Linked DNA regions of Mus musculus: region 2 is linked to region 1. A link is a loop called in an ENCODE intact Hi-C map of the cell type or tissue named here. Cell type or tissue: left cerebral cortex. All regions are shown on one strand.

Region 1 (8,000 bases):
GGATTATACATAAATGGCACAAAATGTACTTTATAGGTGTACAAAAATAGAAAAGGAGACACAAAATTGGATGGATAATGAAGAAGGGTAGATCTGAGAGGAGTCAAAGGATAGAGTAAAATGTGGTCAAAATATTTTGCAAGAAATTCTCCAAGAGCTAATCCTCAGCATGTTCTTTAATGCTCTACAGGAAAGTCTGGCAGCCTCAATGACCATTCTGAGAAGAAAAGCACGATTTCTGCAGACTCCCCTGATGTAGAGCCTTTGTCCTTACACCAGTATCCATTCTCTCTGCATGGTTAAAGGTTTCACACCAACTACAGTCTGTCCCACAAGCCTCAACAATCTGCACTGAACAGCTACAGAAATGAGTCTTTGTTTCTTCAAATGAGAGTCGGTAAACTACATGTAAATTTAGGCAGCCTGGAGGCTGACTGTTCATTTACCCTTACTGTTTTCTCTGTAAAATAAAACCCATCAGTGAAAAACACAGCTTTGATGCTTACAAAATAATAATGACTAAAGCTTGTTAAATATGTATTACACACCAGACTTTCCAAGCAGGATTGCAATAAATAGTACTTTCCCCAGTGCTCAGCAGGATTTTTATATTTTTATTTTATATATAAAGAAACTGAGGCTCTACCGATTTATGCAACTTGCTCATGTTTACACAGGGGATGAGTGTAGACAGACACAACATCTATTCTACAGTTCAGATTCTTAATGATTCTAGACTGATAGAGGAAATGAAAATTGATGTGACCTGCATAGTTCTCTATAGGAAGTTGGACTTGCATAATGTACTGGTTGGTGTTGTTTGTCTTCTTGGTAAGATCTGGAATCACCTAGAACAAGCTTTCAGGCATGCCACGCACGGATCCTTTAGATTAGGATGGGCTCTGGACATTCTGTGAGGGATTGCCTTGACTAGGTTGGTTGAGCTGGGAAGGATTGGCCAGCTGTCCTTGGGATTGAATCCTAGACAGATGAAAGAAGAAAGCTAATTGAACAGCAGCATCCTTCACTCTTTTCTTGGTGACTACACACTCCATATCAACAGCTGCTTCAGGCTCTAGCCGTGTGCCATGAGAAGCTGTCCTCTCAAAGGTGAGCTAAAATAAACCATCCTTCCTTAGGTTGTTTTTATAAGGATGTTCTTAATGCAGAAATAGGAAAAGTAATAATAGACCATCATACAGACACTGAAGTGAAGCACAGAACAGGTCTACGTCATTAGCCACAAACACTGCTCACGTCATGCCATTGTGCAAGAGTCTTCTCTTTCAGTTTTCCTATCTAAATTGGCTTTCAAGCACATATTTTCTTGGCAGGATAGGGTTCTAAATAACAGCTTATACTCAAGTAGCCATGTACTGATGAGCCCTTTGAGCTTTGTTAATTATTAATGATTTAAATGCAGGCATTTGCTGTATTTGTCTGAGGTCCATTGTGAGTGACGCTCTGTGCTTACAGACATTAAGCCCGGTGCTCTTAAGGATGACCTTTCTGAGGCTAGTACAGTGAATGGAGAGGAAGAAAGCATACTTTAAAATTGCAAAAGCCTCTTCGATTTCCAGTCTAATGAAAAATGGTGTATTTGTCTGGGAGCTCTCAGTGTTGTTGATTTCTTCTATCATTTAAGCACAAAATAGCAGTTTCCTTCGCATGTTCTCTGAATATTGAATAAAGTGTGAAATCAAAAATATCTCACATGGAGATACTGGAGGAAACAAAGAATGAGGGTCAGATATAGCAATTCTGAATGATAGACAAGAGACAAGTACTTGTGTGCTTTTACTGCCATTTTTGAATGTTTCATTGCCCAGCTCACCCTCCTGAGGAGATTGGTAGCACTGACAATGGAATGTACTGTGTTCTATAACTTCCATGTGTTCAAACAATCTATTTGAATAGAGAAAATATTGGAAAATAGGACTCTATTTCTGAGCAGATTTAGCTCTGCAGAAATTGTATCATGCAACCAATGTTTCAGAGACACCATTGACATCCTTTTCCCTTTGGTAAAACTGAGTATCAGCACAGAGAAACACACCAATAAGATCAACCCAGGAAACTAAAAACAGCATATTCTGGAAGACTAGACATCAAATTTATTTTATTTTAAAAATATATAGATATAAAAATAAAGACATAAATTTTATTTTAAAAATATCTCTCTCTCTCTCTCTCTCTCACACACACACACACACACACACACACACACACACACACACACACACACACTATAAAACATCATGAAGGTTTACCCCTTGTAAATGCATGTATTCTTTAATGTGGGGGAACAGAAATATTAAATAAAATAACCTATAGTAAACTGTACAAAAGCAAAATGCTCAAAATTATACAGAAAAGTAAATAAAAAATGAGGTGGGTTAGAAATAAGAAAGGGGAAAATTTCAATTAATCATTACAAACAAAAATTGTATTTTTTTTTAGTCAATCATAATTACCACATATGTCCCATCATTGCCTTCTCACTCTCTGTTACTGGAATATTCCCTTCTCTCCCCCCTCTCCCTCCCCCTACTCTCTCTTCCTGCCCCTCCTCTCTCCCCATCATTGACAGCATCATTTATAGATGATAAAAGCTATGAAGGCAGCCATTATATGAAGCAGGGGGAGCCAAACTTTAAAAAGGCTGCTTCCCTTTTTTCTAGGTTGAACTGTTCATTATTCAATTAGTTGTACTTGTAAAATTGAGTAAGAAAATAATTTTACCTGGAATTAATTAATTTCATGTCCTTTAATTTGAATGTTCAAATTATCTAATTCAACGGCAGTTATAATGCACATGTGAAAAGGGAGCTTTAGAAAAGACATCTTTAAAAAATGTACTTTGTAGTCTTGTCTGTTCATTTCTGATCTTTGCATGAGGGAAAATGCTATTAATTGAACCAATTTTGTGACACAAAACAGCCTCTCTTATGCTTTCAATGACAAAGGAAGATTAACAGTGCATTTGTCAAAGTTGCAAAGCATTTGCAGAATTATCCATTCTACACAGGGTAGTCAGTTTTATTTTGTTTGTGGCATGAGTAAACACCACAAGGTAGACACTTAATTGATTCGATCCTTGTTAGCATACAATTTAAGCTTAAAATGTTTTCATCTGTCTCTTTCTTTACTTGTCAGTTGTATTAGCCAATTGTAAGATTCTCAGGTACATAGTGTTATCTTTAAACATCCCAGCATACAACTGGATGTGGGTTTGCCTGGATTGACATGGTAATTCCTTTTCTACCTAGTAATAATTGGGGCAGTTTGGCTTAGTGCTGAAATAACAGATTCCACAACCAATAGATGGCACTGTAAGTATTGCAAACATTTTCCTTATTTCTTCTGTTCCAGTCAGTACAATTATTTCCAACACTAAATGATAATTTATATAGTTAAGTAGAAAATAAAGGTGAATTTAGAATGTCCACGTTGAAGAAATTCAAATGATTAGTTGCTGTACATGTTTTAAATGTTTTCTGCATTCTAATTATTTGAAAGGCCTTTCTTTTCTTATACGTTGAACCTCAATGTGTCATCAAGACATTCATGCCCACTACTTGATAAGGTTTCTGGGATATCTCTAAGCTCACTTAATGTGTATGGTATCTGCAAAGATTTCAAGTTTGGTGCATTTTGCCTGTTAATATTATCCTGGTGGGAGGAGAATTGGGGATAATGTTAACCAAGACTTTTCTTTGCTGGTCCTCACCTGGGTTTTTCATAACCCAACTTAGTAAGTGACCTTTTCATTCTCCATTATGAACAACATCTTAAAAATGTTCAATGAATCCTACATATTATAAGAGAACATGTGTGATAGCCTGTCAACAACAGACTATAGCAAGTAAAGTAATCTGCATATCGTGAAGAATTCATCTCCCCTGAGCTTAGTAATTATGTATTTGTTTATTTTTATGTGTAGGTATGTTCCCTCACATAGATGTGTGTGCACTGCATGAGTATATTTCAATACTATGCACGCATCAACAAACCAGCAGAGAGTATCAGGTCTTGTGATCCTTGAGTGCAGCAGCTTGTGAGCTGCCATGTGGATGCTGGGAATGGAACTAGGCTCTTGAGCAAGAGCAGCAAGTGCTCTTAACCTATGAGCCACCTCTCCAGCCCTTTTCTCTAGATTTCACTAACAATGGATAGGATTCTGTAGACTTGTTTATTTATTTTTCCCTTTTTTAAAAGATGTAGGCTGAATTAAATGGGAATACTCTGTATATAAGCAGCCAAGCTAGGACCAAATCTGTACTGTTAAGTAAGATTAAATGACTGTTTCAATCTTTACCTATGTTTGTTTGTTTGTTTGTTTTTTGTAAATAATGTGTAATTATTTTGCAGTTATATCAAGTGTTCCATGAGTCTAAATGGTATTTTCAGAAAGCTGTTCTTAGCATGATGCCACACCAAACACTTTAGCCACTCAAACTACGGATTCTATGTCACCACCTTTTCAAAGCCCTGCCTTAATGCACTGCCTTCATCTAACAAGTTTAACTCTTTGTTTAGTGAATACTCCACACCAAGTGAATCTCAGGCAGTGAAGGGGCACAAATATCAATCTATTTGCTTTAACATAAAAAAATTAAGTCTTTAAGTTATAAATACCTTCATATTTTATTTTTTAAAAAATCACATTGGGATAATGCACATACATGTTTCTATAAATTTATACTCATGCATATTTCATGATTGTGCTTCTCATGTACATGCATATGAAATGAGACAATGTAGATGCAGGGTGGATCACAGCACCTGGTTGTATTTTTAAGTACCTACTTATTATAATTGCTTGAAAGAAACATGGGATAGTGTTCAAAGATTAATTATATACTCTCAATGATAATACTATACAGTCCCATCTATTTCTGTTATGGAGGCCATTTTGTAATATGTGGCTTCAAGGTACTCTCTGTGCTCTCCGTTCCCCATTAGGAACACCCAGAGCTCTAGCAGCTACCATTTAAATGTGATCACTTTCCTCTAGCATCCTGTAGCCAATAACCATATAACCAGGAGTGGGTTGATCTCTGAGATTCACCTCAACAAGACTGATTTTTTTTCATGAGCTCTGTAGTACCTGAAATCAAACTAATGCAATTTATTAATATGCCTAAGGATGTTTGAGAATACTATTTAATGGAGGCATATGTATCAATCGCCCACAAGTCATACTCTGATACTTCTAGAATTTCATAAGAGAAATCCCATATAGAATAAAGCATAGTGTGACATGCACACACTTTTACAAACTGTGATTTTGATTCGTGGATTTTCCAGAACTGACCGCATTCACTTGTCATCTGCATCATAGTTTCATTAACATTTCCTTCTTCCTCCATTCATTAGATACTCCTTTGAGGCAACGATTAAAAGAATAAAAAATACAACTACTCTCCTGCTTTGCATTTTAGAATAAAAGAAATTACAGCCCCTAGACTGACAGGTTCTGTGTCATATGCACAAAATTACACTTTGTTAAGCTTGATTTGTAAGAAGCAATCCAACCTAAGAGGAAATAAAAAGTTAGTTGAGAATGTTTAATTCAGTCAGCAACAAAATAAATACCACCACAGCACTGAGAATCGTTTCTATATTGTAAGAAATATTAGAGATGGTTTACTGTCAATGTTATTTTGTTTCTTCTTGGTTGGTGGGTGGTGAGCTCTGCAATCAGGAGAGAAACAAATTATATGTACTCACCTTGAGTAAGTAACCAGCTCTTCAAAAACTCAGGCTTGTCACTGATGTAACAATTTTTATCTACAGCATAGAAGAATGTTGAGAACTATATTTAAAATTTATTTCACATAAAAGAATGTGTTGACACTATTTGGCAGTATCTCAATACATTAAACATAGAATCATCTGAGATCCCCCAAATTGCACTTCTGGGTATTTATTAAAAGTAATTTAAAAACAGATGTTCAAATAAAAACCTATATGTGGGCATGCATAGTTGTACTATTAAAAATAAGGGAACTAATGAGAGCCAAGGGGAAATAAAATGCAGTATACATGTGCAACAGAAAATTATCCCAAAAGGCTAAAATATTGTTACCTGTTCTCATTGGGTGATCTAGAAAGGAGGCTAAGTGAATGAAGCCATATAGGGTATCTACATATTATACACACCATAGGAAATATCAATATTAGCAAAGTTATGAAGAATGAAAGCAAGTTAGTAGTTGGCATGGGCTAGGAAGTAAGAGAGGGGGTATCTGGTTAATGGTTGTGAGGCTTCCACTTGTGGTCATGAGATTGAGACAGGGGCATGATGCTTCTGAGAGTAGCTTGGTATTTTCACTTAACCTGCTGGAGACTAGGCGAAACACATCTTCGGTGTTCACAGCTGGATAATTTGAGGGCTTACTACTACTATTTTAGAAGATAACAATAGCAGTGTCATTTGACTTAAAAATATAAACATTTACCTAAAAATGTTTATACATATTTCATTTTTCCTTTTGATTGGGAGATGAATGTGTTCCCGTTTTAAGTTAAAGTAATCATTAATTATTAAAGTCACAATTCAGGGCACAAAAATGCTGGGTCAGAGATTGAAATGTGTGTTTATATCAATCAAATATTCCCAAACCCACTGACCTACTTTAGCATATAGAAGTTCTGGTTTTCATAAAGGAAGTCTTTCATACAAATTTATCTATAATGACTTCAAGTTAAAAGTACCTACCAAGTGCTACATGCAATAGTTCATGCCTCTGTAATCCCTTCACCCTCTATGGTTAGTAGTTCTCAACCTTCCTAATGCTAAGACCCTTTAATACAGTTCCTCATTTTGTGGTGACCCCCCCAACCATAAAATTGCTTTCATTTATACTTTATAACTGTACATTTTGTACTGTTATGAATCATAATGTAAATATCTGTGTTTTCTGAAGGTCTCCTGTGAAAAGCTTGTTTCATAACCCCAAAGGGCTATGACCTACAGGTTGAGAACCACTGCCCCATACCGGGGAGGCTGTTAGAAACAGGAGAAACCCTGAAGGCCCTGGGCCAGCTAGCCTGTGCCAGGATCCATGCATCTAGTTTCCCGAGGAAGGCAGAGAAGGGGTGTGGAGTCAGAGAGAAAGGCAGCAGAGGGGTATGAAGTCATTCAGTCATTGATAGATAAATCGGGGCCAGAGCTTTTTTACCCTTAGCAACACTTCTGTCAATGATTGAGTGGCCAGAAGCTGTTTACTCTTTGGCAATTCTTCTAAGATAAAGGGTTTTGTAACTCAGAGCTTTTTTCTGTCTGGTCCAAGGGCCCCTTGAAGGTCAGGACAGGCAAGTGGCTTGGAGTTTGTTAATTCTTCGTAAGCTAGAGAAAAAAGAAAAGGGAGAAAAGGAGACTTCAAGCACACATCATATAGGCACACACATATAGGCACACATATAGGCACACACATATAGGCACACATATAGGCACACATATAGGCACACACATATAGGCACACATATAGGCACACATATAGGCATACACATATAGGCATACACATATAGGCACACATATAGGCACATGCAAACACAGAGGCTTTGGTAGGGGCAACCACCAAGCTCCACAATTCTACAAGTGTTCATACATACTTAAATACATACATATATACCTACTAATGCATGTATGTACATACAAATTGACGAACAGACATATACATATATACATTTGGTGGATGGGGCTGAGTTCCAAAAGACACACTTTATTTCTTCCCTTGGGCCATTTTATACCTTCTAAGACAAAAGTTCATTATAAAATTACCTCATAGATAAAATGTTATGCAAAGGAGGAGTTACAGAAGATATTAAGTTCAAATCAGTGTTTTGTTCTATAAGCTCATTATAAGTTCAAAGCAAAAGTTTCACAAGGCGTTGATTTATAATAGTGCACACCTGTGGCCTCATCCTTGGACCTGACCTAGAATGAATCTTTTTTTCTTGATCACAAATTTGTCCCAAGCCTATTTATTTTC
Region 2 (8,000 bases), 110 kb after region 1:
GGGGCCACTGGGTTATTAAACATTTTCCAGAGGAATAGTGTTTCCTAAAGTTCAGGAAGCTTACTTCCCACCCAGCAGGATGATGCACCTTACCAGGACCCCAGTGTGTTAGCCACCTGGTGCTCAAGCAGCCTATCAGGGTATGGTGGTCCATGTCTCGGGTCAGTGTAGGGATTGGAGAAATGCTCAGATGGACAGATTTCCTTAGAGAGGGCTGGAAAGTTTTCATGGTCTTGCGGCAAATCTCCAAACACTATCTTTGTCCTTTAGATACATCTGGTGGCTCTTGCCTTCTCCTTTGAATGATACAGAAAAGAAGTGATTCTACCAAGCACTGACTCTAAGCTTCATACTCATGGCTGAGCTAACCTACGGCAAAGACAGACACTATACCATATGGAGGCAATACCCAGAGTCTATTGCTTAGCTGAGCTTGTTGAAGTTCATAATTACTCCACAGGTTGGATCCATTTTCTGCAGGAGATCATGGCCACCTATAGACTGTTAGCATTGACGTAGATTCCTTAGTTCTCCTTAGCCCCCATCACCATGTGATATGGATTAGCTTTACCCACTTGGCAGAAGTATCTCTGAGAAGTCATTTTGCCCTTTGATGTCTTACCTAAAGAAAAGTACAGGAGTTGCTCTAGTTGTCTGGTTGCCTTGACTATGTATCTGTATTTTTTCTACAATCTACGAATTGAAACTCTCATACTGGTTATGATTATTTGGAGCTAAAGGTATATAGGAAGGTAATTCATTGTAGTGAGGCCACGAAGGTGGCAAGAATTAGTAGTGCTCTCCAGGAGAACTCAAAGCTGGCCAGCAGGCTCCTGACCTGACCTTTGGGGAAACAGCTAGGAGATGGCAGATCAGAACTCAGTCTACCTGGCCTGCTGGCACACTGCTGTGTCTCTGGCAGAAGCAAGCATGCATTGTTTAACCTACACAGTCTATTGTATTCTACCACAGCAGCTGGAGAAACCCGAGACTTCAGGGTGTTGATCTCTTCTATAGACGCATGGCCATGGAGAGAGTGATAATAGAGAAAGCCAACTTTCTGAGCAGGACCTTGGTTATATCACACTTACTGTTTAGAGTCCAGATACTCATAGTCTACGCTGGGGCATGAAGGCATGTGGCCTTGAAGGTACAAGTCTTCCTGCCCCAGCTGTACTCACAGGCCCATCTGGATCCTGAGATTTAAATTCTAGAAAAGTAGCACTTGCGATGAAAGCCTGCTATGGTGCTAAAGGGTTGAGCGTTGAAGGTTGTAAGTTTAGCAAATGAGTTAAGTAGTTCCAGAGCCTGGAGAGAAAAAGATAAAAACAAATCACACAACACGGGAGAAGGAGAGGAACGAGTGGATTAATTTAAGCACTGTATGTTTCTTGTGCTTCCTGTTCCTTTACTGTGAAAAGAAACTGAAGTGACAAATAACCAAAAAACATCTTAATTGCAAACATCCAAGAACATGTCCTTGCTGTGTCTCTACATTGCTTGTTTTAAACGTTTATTACTCTTTAGTGCCAATAAAATAAAGACATTTATAATCTTTGTTAGGTACTCAATTCTTATCTTCCACAATTATTCATTTATACTGTTTTGTTCCCTCCCCCCCCCCTTGTAAAAATGGGTTTTCTAGAATATCCTGCCTCAAGTTTTCCTTTTGGACTATTAACGTTCTTAGAAACATTTAACATTCATCATTGTTAGGGTGTGTGCTTGTGCGTGCACTTAAGTGTGTGTGTGTGTGTGTGTGTGTGTGTGTGTGTGTACGCAACTGGTCTTGTTTGCCAGGTGTGTGGAAGTCAGAGGACAGCTTACAAGTGTAGGTCTGCTCTGCCATGTAGATTCTGGGGTTTGAACTCGGGTCACCAGGCTTGGTGGCAAACATCTTTAGCCACAGAACTTTTTGGCTGAGCCGTTTTGAAGTTAACAGCCTCTCAAATTATCTTCTGTTCACTACACATATTGTCGCGCTCAAATCTTATGAAAACAGTTCCCTCTTTTGTAATGGCAGAAATTGATATTAAAATTCTGCCCTGCAGACTGCCTAGAGGAGACATAGTAAGACGTCCTGAATGTGTACCCAAGTGATCCCACCTTACTGCCTCGGTCTCCAAATGTGTGTAACATGAGTAACAGTGACCGAATCTAATGGAGTATCGCATCATGATGATCAGGACAGGAAAGGCCAATTAAATGGGCAGAAAATTGTAGCCTTGCTCTCAAATTCAAGCACATATAGTGCCACAAGGTTTTTCTCTAAGTAGAGATGTCAGTCTTCGAGTTGTCCAACCCTTCAGTTCCAACCCTTCCTTCCTCTTTTCAACTTCCCCAAGAAGGGCATGTTAGGGTGAAAAAAAAGGCCAACTCAACATCTGTGGGGTTTACCATAGTCCTTAGTGTTATTCTTGCTTAAATAACTAAATCCCGTCGTGAAACTTAAATAATGTGAGTGACATAAATTATTTACAATTGATAACCAACCACTGCCCGCAACTTCTACACTTTCAGTGTTTTGAGCTGTTTTCCATGCTTGTAAGTTTTACGTTTTTCTTGGAAGGATTTGTCTCTGGTGCTCCTACAGCACACCTTTCTCTATCCTCAATCAAGCCAGCACTCATTCCTAACGGAAGTCCTTAACTGAATGAATAACGAACGACTGGATGGATGGATGGATGGATGGATGAGTCACGCAGCCTTTTCTGTCGTAGCTCTTTTCTCTGCATTCTGCAGGCTCCTCTCTGCATCCTTATCTAGACATTGCATAACAGCCTAGGTCTCTCAGGCCACCTCACACCTGCCTCCTCAGGTTGGGCGCCAAAGCGCTAGGCCGGAGCAAGTCTGGGCTGCCCAGCCACAGCAGATCGCTCCGGGTCAGAACTAAAATCCGAAATGGAGTGCCGGGAGCCACAGAACCCGCGCAGACCAGCGCCAACCGCTGAGCCCTCAGGAGCATGCTCAGTGCGCCTCCCTTCCTCGCGCCCCCAGCCCGCACCCCGCTCCCGCGTCCACCCCCTCACCGCACCCAGGCGCGCTCCCGGGCACCCCAGCCCGCCTCTGCTCCCGCACCCCTCTCCCGGGCCTCGGTAGGGGAGGACACGTCAGGGGACATAAATAAATAAATAATTCCATTCAGCGGATGACAGCGAGGCCGGGCGGCTGCTGCTGGGCGGGGGGACCGGGAGAGCGGCGGTGCGCACCGGGTGTCAGAGTCAGGTAAAGGCGGTGCTCCCGGGGAGGACGGGAGGAGGAGGAGGAGGAGGCGGGAGGAGGGCGAGTGAGGTTACCCAGGGACCGCAGGCGGGTGCGGAGAAATGGCAGCCGGTGCCAGCCGGCGCTCCAAGTGCCTCGAGCCCTTATATAGACAAAAAATCCCGAAGCCGAGCGGGCGCGGGCTGCGGCGGGAGCTTCAGGGTCCCCAAGGTTCGGGGATTCAGAAGTCTCAGGGTCGAGGCCACCAGCTGCTGGCGCTGCTCAACTATGCTGTGGCGCCTCCTCTGGGCACGGCGGAACATCAGGCGGGCACTGCCAGGCGAATGCCCCTGCCATGCTCGCCCACATCTCCCCAGACCCACAGCGTCTGGGGTGGTGTCATTGAAGTGGGTGTGGATGGGTGGGGAAGTGCGTGGAAGGAACGGCTGCCCTTTCAGCAGAAGATCCGCACCTGGGGAGAAGGGAAGGTGTCCTGTTTCGGTCCCCAGGAAACCTGGGTGGAGACCGGAGACCACTGGACAGATGCAGGAGAGGCTTGTGGCCTGGCCTAAAGGTTACGCTGTCTTCCAGGGACCTGAGAAGAGCCAGTACCACCTGTGGTCCTCTGGGCTTCCTGAGCTATTTCATCACGCTGGGGACACCAGTCTTGGGCAGGTAGCACACAGGTGGCTGTGAGCCTCAGCGGATGCTGCTTCCCTGCTGGCTTCTGCATTCTTTACTTCCACTAGCCAAGAGGGCTGCAGATTGCTTTGGGAGGAGCAGTAAGTAGTGCTCTGGGTGTCTCTCACTTCCTGGTTGGACTACTCTGGGGCAATTACACACACACACACACACACACACACACACACACACACACACACACACACACACAGACACACACACACACACACACCAATTTCTCTGCAAGTGTTTCTTTAACTCCCTTTTTGGTGGAAAATTAAAACCGGGCCACATTGAACTGTGTAGTGGCAATACAAAAGCTAATCGTCCATGCCCTTCTCCCTCCCCAAACCAAAAGGAGATGCAGTGAAGGGATTAAAAATAGCAGGAACGATGCTCGAGACTCAAAAAGCCCCGACAGGAGGAAACCGTGGGCACAAATGCTTTTTTTGGGTGTTCCAGGCTTCATGCCTGAACCCAGTCAGCTAGGACAGCAAGGCTCCCGAGGCCTTCTCAGGTTCCCTTGACCCGTGCCCTGTCACCCAAACCACAAAGGTGAGGATTTAGAGAAGGCAAGAGGAAAATCAGAGTTGGGTGTGGGCCACAGAATGCAGATGAGAGTCGAACAAATTAAGTTACATGAAGACAGTCAGGCAAGCCTAACTCTCCATATGTTCTGCTTTTAAGTCCTTTTACATGGGAGGGTAACGGAATAATTTTAGAGATGAAGGGGCGGGGCGCGGTAGAGGGCAGCTAGCTCAGTATATGCTGTAACAGCTCATAAAGAAAGAAACCCACAAAGCAAGCAGTGGGGGAGCAGTTGAGGATTAGACCACGAGCTCTATCACTGTGCAATGCCCCCTTCCACGTCTTATTCGTAACTTTTATTTTGAAGCAAAATCTTGTTAAAATAGCAAGGCTGGCTTTGGATTCTGTGCAGCCCAGGGGAACTTTGCAGTGGCCCTCCTCTCTGGGAATAGAGGTGAAAGGGAAGTGCCACTCTTTTCTGAAGCAATCATCAATTACCAACAGTTTCTTAGATACAAATCAGTACACATTCCTGCAAATGCCCCCTTTGTCTCTAGACACACACATCTCATTTTAACATCAGCCCTATATTTTGGGCCTCCATCTTTCCTACAGGTAGGGAAGGCAGAACGACCTAAACAAACAAACAAACAAACAAACAAACAAAAAATATGTTCCTTATCCAGAATTTTATTCTGGGTACCTGAGGTGAAATAAGTGTGTCTCTAGATGATTCTTTTGACTCTATTCTCACTCATCAAACACTCTGGAGATACACACGGGATAAAAGGAAACAGAATACAGAGAGAGTGAGACCCAGAGACCACCATAATGGTTTCTGTATTTTTGTAAGGTGCAGTGTATTATTAGTAATTTTGTCTTCATTTTTTTCCCTTGTCTACAAAATAAGATTGGCTGTACCCATTCTGAATTACTACTATGGAAAATAAACTACGGGAACCCCTTAGAATGGGCAGTAGCTAATTTTGACACCCCAGCTTCATTCCAGTTACTACTGGAGTTACTGTGATGTGGTCTCAAGAAATTCACATTCTGAGAAGTATGAGCACAGACACACACACAGACACACACAGACACACACAGACACACACAGACACACACACACACACACACACACACACACACAGACACGAGTAGCCGGGGATTCTAGTTATCTGGTTAATCTTTCTCAGCACCTCTTGTTTTTCAGTTTTTGCCACTTCCTTTTTTCTCTAAGAATGAGACCTATATCCCAGTTAATCCAAACAGACTTTAGCAGTTGTAAAAAGTACTTATCAGATCTGCCAAAAGGCACCTTTTGGAAGTGGTGTACCTCAGGGACCCAAGCATTTGGTTCTGCATTCTTGTTCACTGTGAGTGACCCTGTGTCAGTTGGTGATAGACTCCTTCTTCAGGAGTCCCTCCCTGGGACTGTCTTTGCCAATGTATTGATTGCCCCTCCCTTTGAGAAAAGCTATCATGTTGCACTTTCTTCTATATTTTTAGACAAGAGTAATTTACTCATTCCTGGAGGTTGAAAAGTATAGTAACCTTAGTGTCATTAGAATGTTGTCTGTCTTCAGGCATGATATGACTCTTTTCTATAAACATATAAGGACCTTATAGGGGAGAATTGTGTACACTCATATTTACAGACATGTCTAGGCTCAGGGCTTACTCTATCAGCATAGCTAGTGTCTTAGTCTGCAGCAGTGTTGTGTCTAACACAACACCTGATGCTGGAAAACATATTAGAAAACCAAGGAAGCTGATTTGCCTCATGGTACAGATGGATGCGAAACATAAACATAATGGTACTAGCATGTTGTTAGTGTCCCTTGGTAGCATGATAACGTGCGAATGTAGTAGGGTGAACGGAACATACAAAAGTGGCCAAACATGTGGTGTGGTTAACTGCTACCCCAGTAACTAACCCAACCTCACCTGACGTCACTAATCTTGTCAGAAGCATTATGAGTGGTATTCCCCAAATCCCAACTCCCCCTTCAAGTCGCCAGTAGCGCTTGGCACAACACCATTCTGTAAGAAGTTGAGGACTCTACATGAGATTTGTTGGGGACAAAGCATATTGAAGCCATAGCAAGTATTCAGTGAGAGAGATGGAATAAACAGCTCTGCATAATGCAGCTTTTGCCTTTTGTTGAGTTAACCCAGGGCAAACACTTCTTCTTCTTCTTCTTCTTCTTCTTCTTCTTCTCCTTCTCCTTCTCCTTCTCCTTCTCCTTCTCCTTCTCCTTCTCCTTCTCCTTCTCCTTCTCCTTCTCCTTCTCCTTCTCCTTCTCCTTCTCCTTCTTCTTCTTCTTCTTCTTCTTTTTCTTCTTCTTGCCATCTCAAAGTTTTGATTTATTTGTTTCTCTGGATCTTGGCTTGTACTCACAAATTTTCTAACTACTTAGCTATTCTTTCAACCATTTTTTAAAAATACAGAATATACAAAGAAGAAAAAATTTAAAACAAACAAAACAAAATTCTCTCTGGAACCAAAACCTCCATATCTCAGCAGGAGTAGGCACCATAAAGTTTCTGCAGGCATTGTGAACAGAAATAGTCACTGCTTCATAGGGCAAACACTTCTTTCTGTCATGTTCTTCAGTGCCTGGCACATGGTAGTTCCGAAAGACAAATTATAGAAAGAGTGAAGTCAAGAGCAACAGAAGCAGATGTGACACGAGAGGAGGGGGAAGGAAACCTACCAAGAACAGCAGCTGACCCTCCTGTGTCTCCAGCTCCGACTCAAGCAGGAAGGGTCACGGGCACTCTGCCCTCTAAGACGGGAATGCCAAAACTCTTTGGAGGGGCTCCTAGCCTCATGTTCCCGCCAGCCGTCTAGTCTGTAAGATGTGTTTATGTGGATTAGAGAAGCACCTTCTCTTGGATGGTGAATTAGCAAATGAGGCACATACACCTTAAATACCTGTGTGAAACCCACCCAAAGCAGACAGGAAAGCCACTCAGGAAAGACTCCTTCATGGACTCTAGGTTTAAGTTGCTCCTAAGAGACCGCTTAGTGACAGGTCTCGTGACAGGAGAGAGTTGACTTTCTATGGTATTTTTGAACATGGAAGAAGATGCTGAATGTGAGGTGTCATAAGTCAGACCTGACAACTAGCGTGGATACAACAATCACAGTAAGCATTCTCACTGCCTCTCTCCCCTTCTCATCCTGGCCTCTGACTATTTCAGTGGTTAAGGCCCTTACTGGTTTCCATGTCTTGACATCTGTCTTCATCAGAACTTTTTTGAGATTGACCCAGGAGTCGGGAATCTCTTCAGTCAGATATTCTATTTTATCATAAATTATACTTACTAGAGAAAGCATTCTATGTGTTCTTGGTCTTGGGAATGGAGGTCAAATATCTCACTCATCTGGGATGGGCAGAGATCAGAGCAAGTGAGACTGGTGTGCCTGTATTATGATTTTAGGTTCTGCTTCTTGCCAATTTGGACTAGTTGTTAAATCTCTTCCACTCTTGGTTCCTTTTTTTTTTTTTTTTTTTTTTGTAAAAAGAAGATAAGAACAAATTTCATATAGATTAGAAAGATTAAGTGCCATAGTGTTTAGAACTAAC

Evidence for each region. Hi-C counts contacts between places; a loop is a spot of excess contacts. Peaks named below come from ENCODE experiments on the same cell type or tissue, not always from the same donor. Only the 100,000 strongest peaks of a DNase experiment are listed, where the experiment ranks them.
Region 2: a loop joins it to region 1, with 4 times the contacts of the local background. A loop is called at or near these places in 2 of 42 quality-filtered maps.

What each region holds. Positions count from the first base shown.
Region 1 is chr10:125,493,863-125,501,862 of GRCm38, reverse strand. No RefSeq gene overlaps it. Among named protein-coding and RNA genes, the nearest start is that of Gm40795, 70 kb to the left of the region's middle. In left cerebral cortex, a CTCF peak has its summit at 3,319 (motif pointing right); DNase peaks (open chromatin) are centred at 428 and 3,294.
Region 2 is chr10:125,384,512-125,392,511 of GRCm38, reverse strand. It overlaps a transcript of Slc16a7 not described here. Among named protein-coding and RNA genes, the nearest start is that of Slc16a7, 80 kb to the right of the region's middle. In left cerebral cortex, a CTCF peak has its summit at 3,502; DNase peaks (open chromatin) are centred at 3,884, 4,492, 6,372, 7,216 and 3 more places; H3K4me3 peaks cover 2,604 bases; H3K27ac peaks cover 2,689 bases.